Linked DNA regions of Mus musculus: region 2 is linked to region 1. A link is a contact called in ENCODE Hi-C or POLR2A ChIA-PET data. All regions are on one chromosome and are shown on one strand. The core of a region is the stretch at or near the end of the contact, and the rest is flanking DNA. Distances in the headings are between cores, read along the strand shown. Region 1 holds the start of Bcl6b (B cell CLL/lymphoma 6, member B). Region 2 holds the start of Pelp1 (proline, glutamic acid and leucine rich protein 1).

The links. A loop is a pair of places that touch in the nucleus more often than their neighbours do. ChIA-PET counts read pairs that join two places held with the same protein, here RNA polymerase II (POLR2A).
Region 2: a loop to region 1 is called in a map of left cerebral cortex, with 2.6 times the contacts of the local background. The contact joins the promoter of Pelp1 here to the promoter of Bcl6b in region 1. A Hi-C loop is called at or near these places in 1 of 37 maps with a recorded cell type or tissue (left cerebral cortex). POLR2A ChIA-PET finds 5 or more read pairs at or near these places in 2 of 5 experiments (Patski and embryonic stem cell).

What each region holds. Positions count from the first base shown.
Region 1 is chr11:70,224,989-70,231,876 of GRCm38, reverse strand. Bcl6b (B cell CLL/lymphoma 6, member B) reads left to right here and starts at 2,079. Exons shown (of 9, transcript NM_007528.3): 1 at 2,079-2,167; 2 at 2,706-2,896; 3 at 3,168-3,389; 4 at 3,496-3,843; 5 at 4,126-4,250; 6 at 4,804-4,968; 7 at 5,038-5,168; 8 at 5,253-5,390; 9 at 5,734-6,888. The coding sequence starts at 2,718. The coding sequence ends at 5,850.
Region 2 is chr11:70,405,912-70,412,393 of GRCm38, reverse strand. It overlaps Pelp1 (proline, glutamic acid and leucine rich protein 1), which reads left to right and starts at 2,363. Exons shown (of 17, transcript NM_029231.4): 1 at 2,363-2,630; 2 at 6,073-6,137. The coding sequence starts at 2,382.

The DNA.
Region 1 (6,888 bases), core at 830-3,329:
TACAAAACTTTGCCCCCCCATCAATCAAGCTCTCAGCTACAGAAAGCCTTCAGATCCTCTCCTAGCTTCTGGCTCTGCCACCAACTCAATGTAACTGGGCTCTCTAAAAAGCCCCAAGTTGACCTTTATGTCCCCAAACAATCTCATCCAAACCTTGAAACAGCACTTGGAAAGAGACTATGTCCCCCAAATTAGTTGCGTACTCATGCTCCCCCAGTAGACCAGAAATTAGAGATGGACAGTCTCACATGGGAGCATCAAATCCCTCCAAACCCCCGAACTAAGACATCTTTAAAACCAGCCCCGCACCTCCAATTTGCTATCAGCTGTCGAGACTAAAAACAGGCCTTATTGACTACAATAACTTCTATGGCAAGTGACACCCCAAAACTCAGAATAGCTAACTCTGTCCTGACATCAAAGCCCTTAATGTTTTCACCTCAAATTTGGAGATGAAAATTGGATAGAGACCAAATAATCTTCACAAAGTAAAGCCACATCGTCATCCAGGGTCCCTAGCTATCCCCAACCCCCAGTTGGTTTGCAGTTTTGTTTGCTACGTTTGCTTAAAAAAAAAAAAAATCAAAACCAATAAAACAAACAAAATGTACTCCACCCCCAAGAACAGAAGGGAGAGGCCTCAGGCCTAGATATGCTGGTCCATTCTTGCACAACTGCTATGCTCCAAACCCCAAACTCAAAGAGCTCCTGCTTTGTACCTGGGTTCAGCTCTGCCCCTCTTCTTCAAAGGAAACTTGTCCTTCTATCCCAAGGCTCCCCAAACAAAATCTAAGGGTGTGGTCCCTGCCTAGCTTCTGAATGAAGTACTTAGCTACCAGGTTCCTCCTGCCCTTTCTCCTCTGTCCTCTCTGTTTACTCCGACCAATGCTCATATTAATGTTCATTGAAAATTCCTGTCTACAAACATCTGGGTAGAAGGGTCTATCAAATTAGAAAACAAAACAACTGTGTTCCCAGGCTCAAGACCCCATCTCATCCTAACCACTATGTTCATTCCAAAGCCTTCCATAAGAGTTCTAGCCTGAATTTCCTGCGGAGACCCTAACTCTTCTGTCTTCGATCTACTGCCCCACAAAGAGACAGAGGTGCAGAGGAAACTATCAGAAAGAGAAGGCAGCTGAAAGTTTCCTGTAGCCTGGACCGAATGCATCCAGCTCACTGGTCTGAGCACATCACCAGCCAGGAGACCTAGGGGCGAAGCGAGGCTGGTGCTCGACCGCCCTCTCGTGGAAGGATGCAGACATTGCCGAGCTTTGCCTACTTGCCGCGCTGGACCCCGGCGTCCCGCCAGACTCTAAGCGCAGCCGACGGGCGGGTGCTCGAAGCCCTAGTAAGCTAGGACTGATGGAGAGCGTCAGGGCTTTAGGCGGGAGTCTGTATCTCTGGATCCCTATAAGGGTTGAGAAGAGAGTCGAGAGTAGGAGGCCGGACGCCTAGGTCTCCCGAGCGTCTCTCGGTCCCCACCCGGGGTTTTCCCCACCTCCTCGAGGGGAAGCAGCTGCAGGAGCCGTCCGGTCTCAGGACAATGGAAGGAAACGAACTAGAAATCATATCCGCCCTCTCCTTACCCCGCCTGGTCAGAGCTCCACCTCCCCCTTTTCTGGACCTTGCCTGTCAATCACTCCTCCTTCTCCCACTATCTGAGATCCACTGGAGTCCACTAATGCCTCCCCAAACCCGATACCACTTGGACTGTCTATTTTCTTCCTGAGTCCAATACATTAGAAAGAGGAGTTTTAGGATATTTCCTTTCTCCCTCAACTGGCTGTTGGCACACGCCTCCAAAACCCAACACTCCAATACTCGCTGTCCCAGCTCCTTCGACGACATAAGCCTCCCATATTACCACCCTCCGCACCACTAACCTCCCCAATTCTAATATCCTCATCCTCGGGTGCTTATTTAATGAACCAAAGCCATCCACGATACGACCACCCCGAGATTCTGAGATACAGTTTGAAACGGAGACCCCGCCCCGGGCTCACCATCTGGAGAGCCTCAGAGGAAGGAAGGATACAGACTCACGGGTTCACCCCACCTCCACCCCCGCCCCCGCCATCCCGGCTGAATAAAGGAGCAGAGACCGAAAGAGGAGAGAGACCCCGCCCCCCTCGAGAAGAGAAGCCGCAGCCCCTGCGGGACAGGGGTAAGAACCAAACCCTGAGGGTATCAGATTTCTGAGTCTCCAAAGAGGGCTTGGGGTTAGTTGATAGTAATAAGACCTGAACCCCAGGAACTGTGCTAAGAAGAGATGGAAAGTATTGGGTCTAGCGATAGGAGTCGCGTAGATGGGTGTGGGCTGCAGATCATATTTGGTCCCCCAGGTAAAGTCTGGTACCTGTGACCCAGGCGCCCGGGGAGCAGAGGAAAGGAAGGTAGTGGATGAGGTAACTAGAGTCGAACCAACGCACGGCGCGCGGGAGTGCGGGATTCCTCACGCTCGCCCTCCAAGCGGTGGAACGAGAGTTTCTAACTTGCTCCAAGATCTCCGCGATCCAGCAAAGGGAAGGAAGGAAGCAACCGTTTAGGGCAGAATGAACGAGAGGAATTAAGTGGTGATGCTGAGTCCGCTATCTGATGGCGTTGGTTGGCTCTAGGGGTATCCCAGGTAGAAAACATCAGAGAAGAAAGGAATCTGTTTTAGTAATGCCTAGATCCTCTAACTTTTTCGGTGGCTGTCGCAGGCTTAGGTCGCTATGGGTTCCACAGCGGCCCCAGAGGGAGCTCTGGGCTACGTCCGAGAGTTCACCCGCCACTCCTCCGACGTGCTTAGCAATCTGAATGAGCTGCGCCTGCGCGGGATCCTCACTGACGTCACGCTGCTGGTTGGCGGGCAACCCCTAAGAGCGCACAAGGCAGTTCTTATCGCTTGCAGGTTCGAGGGGGTAGGGCACCTGGGGACTAACTGGGGAAAAAACAGAGTAACATGGCTGTTGAGAGGTAATCCAAAGCATGAGGGAAGCTGGGAATAATGGTCCACACCGGCAATCCCAGAACTGGAGAGTAAGAAGGGGGGAGGAAGGAAGAAGGGAGGGGGAAGCTTGGGAGAGCATCCAAAAATTGAGGCAGCAGTGCTAGTGGGGAGGCAAGACTCTCCTTTGGTCTCCCGGCTCCTAACATGACCAACCCATCTGCCCTCTCTCCAGTGGCTTCTTCTATTCAATTTTCCGGGGCCGAGCGGGACTCGGGGTGGATGTACTCTCTCTGCCGGGGGGGCCAGAAGCCAGAGGCTTTGCTCCTCTTCTGGACTTCATGTATACTTCAAGGCTTCGCCTCTCTCCAGCCACTGCCCCAGCTGTCCTCGCAGCTGCCACCTATTTGCAGATGGAACACGTAGTCCAGGCGTGTCACCGTTTCATCCAAGCCAGGTAAAGGAACCATGGATTTGTATTCTCCCTAGCAGAACTAGTGCCGGGAATAAGGGCAAAGGCAACGACTAGGAGACGGTGTTAATGATCATCCTACTTTTTCTAGCTATGAACCTCTAGGCATCTCCTTGCGACCTGTGGAGGTAGAACCCCCAAGACCCCCAACAGTCGCTCCACCAGGCAGTCCCAGGCGCTCAGAAGGACACCCAGACCCACCTACTGAGTCTCGAAGCTGCAGTCAAGGTTCCCCAAGTCCAGCCAGCCCAGACCCCAAGGCCTGCAACTGGAAAAAATACAAATTTATTGTGCTAAATTCTCAGACCTCACAAGCAGGAAGCCTGGTTGGGGAGAGTTCAGGTCAACCTTGTCCCCAGGCCAGGCTCCCTAGTGGAGATGAAGCCTGTAGCAGCAGCAGCAGCAGTGAAGAAGGAACCACGCCTGGTCTCCAAAGCAGGTATAGAATCTATAACTCCCAAGAGTTTTAGAGTCTGGTCCACTCTAGGAGGCAGAGCCATTGAGTAGGCCATTGTGGCACCCTCTGAACCAGGTTTCAGGGATACTAACCCAGCTTAGGGAGTTGGCCAAAGGCCAAAGGTGGGACTTAATGATCAATATTGGCTCACTTCCAGAAGACAGGCCTTGAAGTCTGTATATTCCAGAAAAGGGGCAGGGCGGGGGGAGCCAGTGCCCCACCCCCAATCCCTAACCTTTTCTATGGCTCTTAACTTCTGCCTAGACTATCTCTAGCTACTACCACTGCACGATTCAAGTGTGGAGCTCTAGCAAATAACTCCTACCTCTTCACACCCCGGGCTCAAGAGACTTCTCTGCCAGCTTCTAAGCAGGCTAATCCACCGCCAGGTAAGAGGCTTTCTCTTCTGGCTTCTCTCCTGTAGCTGATCCAGGTCGATTTGGACCAAAAAGACCTCAGAATAGACCTATTGAATAGTCCCAAACTTGACTGCATTGGACCCCCTCTGGGTAACGTTCACCCCAGCAGTCAGAATGTCTGAGGGTGAGGACCAATCATAAATATTTTTAAGCTCTCTATGTACTTCCAAAAAGCAGCACAGTTTGGGAATTTCTGGCCCACCCAATCCAAGACTGAACGATCTGCCCAGAGTTTGGCAGGGCCTCTCTGGCAAGCCAGAAGGAGGCAAGAAAGGAAAGAAACAGAAAGCTCCACCCACTCCACACACTGTCAGCACCATTGAAATTAGCAGCATGCTACTAAATCAGTCGTATCTTACTGACTGACTGGCCACGAACAAGCCAAGTGACCGCCAGTAGCCTCCACAATAATTTAGGGGTTAAAAGGGCCAGCAGACCCTACTAGTGTACTGTTGTAGATTTATGGGTACCTGGGGGGAGTCCTCAGTAAATAACTAAGATTGTCATTGTTCCCTACCCTTAGGAAGTGAGTTTTTCAGCTGCCAGAACTGTGAGGCTGTGGCTGGGTGCTCATCGGGGCTGGAGCTCTTAGCTCCAGGGGACGAGGACAAGCCCTATAAATGCCAGCTGTGCCGATCTGCCTTCCGTTATAAGGGCAACTTGGCTAGTCACCGCACGGTGCACACAGGTAGGAGGGGGTCTTGGTCTTCCTGACCACCGCTCCCGTAGGGCGATCTGACTGTCTTCCAACTTGCAGGGGAAAAGCCCTACCGCTGCTCCATCTGCGGAGCACGTTTTAACCGACCTGCTAACCTAAAAACACACAGCCGCATCCATTCCGGAGAGAAACCGTACAAGTGTGAGACCTGCGGCTCGCGTTTTGTTCAGGTAAGGAGAAGGCTGGAAGGCAAATGGGAGGAGCGAAGAGGGTTCCGCCCCTCCCCAAGGTGATCTCAAGGCTCTGCCCTTTAGGTGGCACACCTACGCGCACACGTGCTCATCCACACCGGAGAGAAGCCCTATCCGTGTCCCACCTGCGGAACCCGCTTCCGCCATCTACAGACCCTCAAAAGCCACGTTCGCATCCACACCGGGGAGAAGCCATACCACGTGGGTACCCTATACAGCCTAATAATGGAATTATCCCTCGTATACGCAGGGACGAGTCTTGCCAGAAGTGCTAGGAATAAGCGACAGCCTAAAGAGCCCTAGTGAATCAGAGGCTTGCACCCGGGAGAAGGGGTGGAGGTAATTATGTGCCTGGACTAGGTGCTGTTGTCCCAAGGACCTAACAGTTGTTGATGCTTTTGTTAAGAAAGGCAAGGCCTATCTCCTGGGCGCCCCCAGAGGACATAGAAAGGCTGATTGTCAGCGGAGAGCTAGACAGTTCCCGAGTCCTAAATGAAAGGTGGTTATGGAAAGGTTGGGACCTGACAGACCTGTCCTCCCACAGTGTGACCCCTGCGGCCTGCATTTTCGGCACAAGAGTCAACTGCGGCTGCATCTGCGTCAGAAACACGGGGCAGCTACCAACACTAAAGTGCGCTACCACATCCTCGGGGGACCATAGCTGAGTTCCCCCCCACCCCCAGCCAAACTTCGCTCCCTAGGGGCAGTGAAAGCTGTAGGCTCAGGCTTGATTTCCCTGATGGTCCTGATATGGGGGTGTGCCGGGTTACCCTGGTATTAGAAACTGCTGACACCTTAATTTTGTACTGGGGAAGAGCGGGAGGTGGCAGATCCTGGCTAGATCTGCCTCTGTTTTGCTGGTCAAAACCTCTTCCTCATAATCCAGATTGGGTAGCTAGGGGCTTGGGGGGTTGGGGGGGACTTGCTCTCTTTAAGGGAACTTCCCCCTCCATTTCAAATGGTTTATCTGTAAATATAATTTATTGAGGCCTGTAGTTGGTACCAGGGCCTTTATTCTGTTTGCATTTCCGACTTTCTTCTTCCACAAGTGTGATCAAAAAAGACTGGAAACACAGAAGGGGAGGGCACCACTCTGCTGGCAGAGATACCTAGTGCTTGGCTCTCTCCTTTGGCTTGAGTGTCTTACATTGTTTTGTTTTGTTTTTTCCCCCCCCTTTTCCTTTCTAACTTTTCTTTCTGGAATTGTCCTGTCTTTCCCTCCCTTTGTTTGCTTGTTGGTTTCTCTCCAGTTCTAGAACTGGATCCTTTAGTTTTCCTGGGCTTAGCCCTGAGAATATCGAAGGTTGGGTAATTTTGGTATTTTGGATGATGAAAGCCCTGTAGCAGGCCAGACATGGAAAGAAACCTTTCAGCTTTTTGAGGGTGATGGGAACCTTTTGTAATGAACCCAAAATGTAGATAATAAACTCCCCCTGAAGGCTGGGAAGGTGGGAGCCAGAGCCCGCATCTTCCTAAATGGAGGTGAGTTGTCTCCACCAAGGAGGCCCAGCATCAACGGTTTGCCTGGGTTCGAATGCACTAAGTTCATCCATCAGACCAAGCTTGCCTAAGGGTTTGTATTAAACCCATAATCCTCTCACCGGGCCTGACTTAGTATCTCCTGAAGATCCTTACTAGAGACTACAGGACCGTTTCTTATCTGTCTGGGTTCTGAGAATGCTATGACCTAGAGAGAATT
Region 2 (6,482 bases), core at 1,114-3,613, 180 kb before region 1:
TGGTGGTGATGAATCTTTTAATACCAGTACCCAACAAGCAGAAGCAGGGAGATTGTGTTAATCCCAGTAAACGAGAACAAAGATCATTACCCAAATTCTTTTAGTTGAGTTAAGCAAGCTCATATTAGCCCCACAAACTGCAAGGATAGGAGATTTTTCCAAGAGTTTTTGGTTATGTAGGAACTTGCCAGACCATTTCAAAATTATTTGGCAGAACATCTCATCAGGGTGGAGATTAGGGTATAGGGTGTGGAACATGTCAAATTTCAGAAAATAGGTCACGGCATGGTCAAACCCAAGTCTCATAGAAGACAGGATGAGCTTAGTTTGACCTTGTAATAAGATGGCTTTCAATCTTAAGATGGAGTCAGGCTGGTTCATCATTTGCTGCAAGCTTGAGGTCAGCCTGGCCTACATAGAGAGACCTTGTCTCAAAGTACCTCCAAAATAAAATCTCCTTTCTCCATGCCTCTGTCTCTGTCTCTCTCTGTCTGTCTCTGTCTCTGTCTCTGTCTCTCTCTCTCTCTCACACACACACACACACACACACACACACACAATTGAAATGGAAGAAAAAGTCAAAAATAAGGACCAGGATTTAGCTCACTTGGTCAAATGCCTACGGAGCATGCATAAGGCCCTGGGTTCCAGCCCTAGCACAGAGGGAACTGGGTGTGGTGGCACAGGCCTGGGATCCCAGTGCTTGGGAGGGAGAGCTAGGAGAGTCAGAAATTTGATGCCATCCTTAATTTTTATTTATTTATTTATTTATTTATTTGTTTATTTATTATATGTAAGTACACTGTAGCTATCTTCAGACACTCTAGAAGAGGGAGTCAGATCTCATTACAGATGGTTGTGAGCCACCATATGGTTGCTGGGACTTGAACTCAGGACCTTTGGAAGTGCAGTCAGTGCTCTTAACCACTGAGCCATATCCCCAGACCCCATCCTTAATTTCATAGGAAGTTACCTTCAAGGGGAGGTTACCTTGACTTTAAAAGTGTGTGTATGTGTATGTGTGTGTGTGTGTGTGTGTGTGTGTGTGTGTGTGATAGAGATTGGAAGAAAAACTTTTCTAAGAATGGCAACAAGCCTGTCGGCAAAATTGGAAGTCTGTGCAAAGGCCTTGGAATTGATGTTGCTGGAGGATAGAAAGAAGGCTAGTTTAGTCCAAGACTAGGAGAAGAAACAAAACAAAACAAAACCTCAAACATCTCTCCACCCCTAAAACAAAACAACAAAAGACCAGAGGAAGAAAGAAGTGCTTGTACAGCCTGAGGTCAGGTGGTATAGATTCTAGTCTGTGTAGGGAAATATTCTTATCTTTTTTTGTTTGTTTTTTTGAGACAGGGTTTCTCTGTGTAGCCCTGGCTGTCCTGGAGCTCACTTTGTAGACCAGGCTGGCCTTGAACTCAGAAATCTGCCTGCGTCTGCCTCCCAATATGCTGGGATTAAAGGCGTGTGCCACCACCACCCAGTTAATATTCTTATCTCTAGAAGCTACAGAAGGACTCTAAACTGGGAAGGACAAGCTTTCTTGGCTCCAATCTGTAATGTCAGCATTTGAACTTGTGAGCCTGAGGCAGGAATATTGCCACATCATGTCTGAGGCCAGCCTGTTAAAAAGCAAAAACAACAAAACAAAGAACTGGCTTATATCAGAAAAGCCCAATTCGGCTTTTGTGTGGTGTACAGACTGCAGAGGGAGGAAATAAGGCAATGCTGAGGCCTTTGAAAGTGATAGGTTAGCCGGGCGTGGTGGCGCACGCCTTTAATCCCAGCACTAGGGAGGCAGAGGCAGGTGGATTTCTGAGTTGGAGGTCAGCCTGGTCTACAAAGTGATTTCCAGAACAGCCAGGGCCCTGTCTCAAAAAACAAAACAACTGTGTATAGTAATGTAAATACACAAATGACTGTGGGTGTGTCTTGGGGACAGAGTGACACCTCTGCTACTTTGTGGCATGTGCACTGTTTGAGCTTGTTTTTCCATTGTTGGAAAAGCAGTTTAGAACGTTCCAGATTTCAGACTTGGGGTTGGCTCCTTAGATAGGATTACTAAGCCCAGGGAGAAGGTGACCAGAAGCCACGCTGGACTGAGATCTTTCAGACTCCCGCGCCTTTCCTGCAGACCACGTGTCCGGCCTGCGCAGCAACGCCTCCGCCCCGCCCTACAGCGCTCAGCCCGGGTTAGCAGTTTGCAAGCCGCCCCAACGCTGGCGCTCGCCCACATTGCGCATGCCCCCTCCTGCCGCAGGGCGCCAGCCCTCATTCATCCAGCCCAGCAGGCCGCAGCCCCCTCCTCAAGACCCCTCCCCGAGCGGCGTGCGTCGCACTTATGTTTGCGTCATCACGCCACGCCATTGCTCGAGCCTGTGAAGATGGCGGCGGCCGTTCTTAGTGGGGCCTCTGCGGGCTCCCCAGCTGGGGCTCCTGGCGGGCCCGGGGGTCTCTCTGCGGTGGGATCCGGCCCGCGTCTGCGTCTGCTGCTGTTAGAGAGCATTTCCGGGTTGTTACAGCCGCGAACGGCGTCCCCCGTGGCCCCTGTGCATCCCCCAATCCAGTGGGCCCCGCATTTGCCCGGGCTCATGTGCTTATTGAGGCTGCATGGGACGGCAGGTGGGGCGCAGGTAAGTCTGTGGCTCCCGCGGTCACCGTGGAAAGGCTGGTGAGGCGGCTGGGCACCGTGGTCCCGCCTTCCTGAAGCTGACACTGGAGCTGTGAGCTCGAGGAGAGCCGAGAGTGGAGAATAGAGCCACTTAACCATTGAGGACGCGATCCACAGACTTCATTACCTGCGCGTTCCCCAGAGCAGTATTAGGCCCCTTTTCTGTTAGGTCATTGATAAGCACAAAGCAATGAAGGGGCTCGGTTCCATCCCAGGTCCCCTGACTAGTTCAGTCCTCAGCGAAACTTCTTTTGGCGGCGTTTTCCCAGGGTAATTGAACACAAACATTTACTAGCTCTCAGCCAAGGGCCTACCCCTTCCTACTCGGCGCTCCAATTCCAGTCATAGTGGCGATGAGCAAAATGCCATAACACGAAACTAAATCTGGTATGAGTTTCCTAAACCGGTGTAGAGAGAGTATTTAGAGATTTCTCCAAAAGACCTGGAGTTTAAGATGAACAGGGGTTAGGTAGTGAAAGAAAATTAGAAGGGGTAGTTGAAACGTTAGAGGAACACTCGTGTAGGACGGGTTGGAAAATGAGGGCAATGTTTGGGTTCGGGGTTTAGGTGGTTAAAGAGAGTGGGTAGAGTTGAGGCTGGTGAGGTAGGCGGTAGACAATATGTTGTCTACCTGGTTAGGAGCCTGTGCACAAAATATTCACATGCGTTCAGTTCCTACAAGCTAGAAACCCAAGTGCCATCCTCGATATGTGGTTTCTTACACACTTCCATAAGCAGTCTGTGAAGTTCTGCCTTTTTTTTTTTTTTTTTTTTTTTCTTATGGAGGCAAAGTCTCACTATGTGGCTCTGGCTGGTCTGGAACTATGTAGACCAGGCTGGCCTAGAACTCCCCGAGATCCAGCTGCCTGTGGCTGGGCATCCGCCATCTTGTTCAGCTGTATGTGTGTTTATGTTAGTGGTTATGGGCCAAGGGTAGCAACGGTGCACACATCAAAGTCATAGGAACGTTTAGGTCCTAAGGTTCCTGTGTCAAGACAAGGTCTCTTGCCAGTGGTGGACTGTCTAGCCCGAGTGTTTATGTTGATGCTCTTTGGTTTTACCTTGTGTTTCTCAGTAGGGGACGCTGCGATTATAGATGCTTATACTACTATGGCTGGCTTTCGGATGGGCTCTGGAAGGCAGGATTGGGTGGCTTATATTCATTGTACTCCTCAGACAGTTGGGAATACTACAGTTAAATCTGCCCTCCTAATGGTCTTTTGTTTGTTTTGTGTGTTTTAGAAATCTCTCTGATTTTTTTTCAGTGACCTGAGTTTTTGTTGTGATGCACTTTTACTTCAGTAAGCCCTGCACACATGTGCACACGTGTTCCCCAATAGGCAGTTGGCACGTTTCTATAATGTTATGTCCTCTTCACGACTGCTGTGATCTACTGTGGCTATCACCTGGGCTTTGGGCAGCCACTTGTGCTGCTTTCTTCCTGGTGTTACCTTAGAGGTGTCTGCGGCCTCTCTGTCTCTCTGTCTCTTTCTCTCTGACATACATTTATGCCGCAAAGCAGAGAAAAGGGGAAAAAAGCAATTCCTAGTGAATAATGCACTTAGATTTATGTGATGCATTATGGGGGAGTAGCTGTTGACCACTCTGGCCGTTGAACGTGCGTTTTATTATCCTTTGTGTGTAGAGATCGTGGAAAAGCTGTATCACTAAGGAGCTGAGTGGGTCTTTTTGTTTCCCCTGGCAAATGCTGAATAAATGTGAACCTGTGGGGTTTTTTTGTTTCTATTTCTATTTTTTTAGGTTTATTCATTTTATGTATATTTTGCCTGAATGTAGTACACGCACAAACGTGTGTGTTTGTATACTTGGTGCCCATGGAGGTCAGAAGGGCATCAGATCCACTGGAACTGGAGTTGCAGATAAGTTTGAACCACTACCTGGGAGCTGGCAATTGAACCTGTGTCCTTTGCAAGAGCAACAAGTGTTCTAGCCTTTGTTTATGTATTCCTGGCTGGGATTATCTGTGCAGCCCTGGCTGTCCTGGAACTTGCTGTGTAGATCAGGCTGGCCCCTGCCTCTGCCTCCCAAATGCTAGAATTAAAGGCTTGTGCTATTACCAGCACCTGACTTCACCTGTGTTTTAATGTCCAGTCAGGTGAGTCAGGTGTGGGGTTCCCACTTGAGTCTGGTCCCTAGAACTCACTCGTGTCTTGGTTTAGGAGCATTTGGGTTGTCTAGCTATGGATGCTCAGCCCGTGTTGACCGTATGGATTGTTTGTGTCCACTTTCCTCCGTCTGGGAGGTAGGCTGCCAGCACCTAAAGCAATGCTTCTCCTGGAGTAGCCGACTACATGTGTACTGGACAGATGGATGGACACTCTCTACATGTGTACTGGACAGATGGATGGACACTCTCTGCCACCTGACTAAGGACTTTCTTTCTTTTCTTCTGTTTTGGTTTTTCAAGACAGGGTTTCTTTGTGTTAACAGAGCCCTGGTTATCTGGGACTTGCTTTGTGGACCAGGCTGGCCTCGAACTCATAGAGATCTTCCTGTCTTTGCTTCTGGATACTGAGATTAAAGGCATGCGGCACCACAAGCAGGCTTTTTTTTTTTTTTTTTAAATTTAGAAGTCACATTTATTTTGTATACGTACAGGTGTATGCATGCCTTCGTGCACAAGTGGAGGTCAGAGGACACCTTTGGGAGTCGATTATCCTAGGATGTGGGTTCTAGGAATCACGTGCAGGTTGTCAGGCTTGGTGGCATGTGTCTTTATGTGCTGACCCATGCCACTGGTTGTGGACTCTTGTTTTATTCAGTTGTGCCTTCCTTTATCTGAGCGGTACTGATGTGGGATTAGAAAGGAGGGATGATTTGTGGCCTTTGGAGATGTAGGTCTCCTGAGTGGAGTCTGGTGCTTGGGTTATGTGTAAAGGGGCTGACGAAGGAACTTGCTTCTGTGTGAGGGAGGGCTTGGAAGGAGGATAGGTTGAGTCTGTGTTGGTGTGTTCTTGCCTCTACGGAAGGCAGAACCAGGAGGAAGAGACTTGTTTCTTCTAAGTGACTAAAGAAGGGTTATGAATGATCTGTGTTCATTCAGCCGGTATTCCTGGAAGTCTTTATGCTAAGGAAGGTCTGCTGAGGTGAGCAAGCTTTATTGTTGAAATCTAGTAGATGAGTTGGGGTGTCCTCTTGTTAGCCCTGAAGTCCCCCTCCCCCTTACACCTGTGGGGCATGAGGGAGGAGGCCAGCAAGATAGAATTTGAGAAAACAGACTGACAGACAGACAGCTGATGGCCTTTTTGTACTGAGAAGGTGCGCCTTGAGAAAATCTTCTCGGGCGTGGGGGTTGGGGGGGGCAATGAGGGATTGGTGAATTTCTTGTGCATCTTTAGTGACCTTTGCCTCATTCGCTCCTGGTTTTTCCCTTCCACATCTAGAATCTTTCAGCTCTTGGGGCATTGGTGAATCTCAGTAATGCACATCTTGGCTCCATCAAAACTCGGTAAGTCATTATTCTTTAATCCCCTTTCTTCAGGGCGATGTGCCTTTAGAAAGTGGGTTGAGTCGGGCAGTGGTGATGCACGCCTTTAATCCTAGCACTTGGGAGGCAGAGGCAGGTGGATTTCTGAATTCAAGGCCAACCTGGTCTACAGAGTGAGTTCCAGGACAGCCAGGGGCAGTGTGTGTGTGGGGTGGGTTGAGCGTGTATTTGCCTATCCTTTGTCCCCACTCCATGGATTCAAGAGATTTTTTTCCATTCCAGGAGCTGCAGGGAGTTTTCTTTTTGTGAGCTCAGCATTTCCATCTCCTAGGTCTCCTGTTCCTACATGAGATTGGCCCTGCCTCC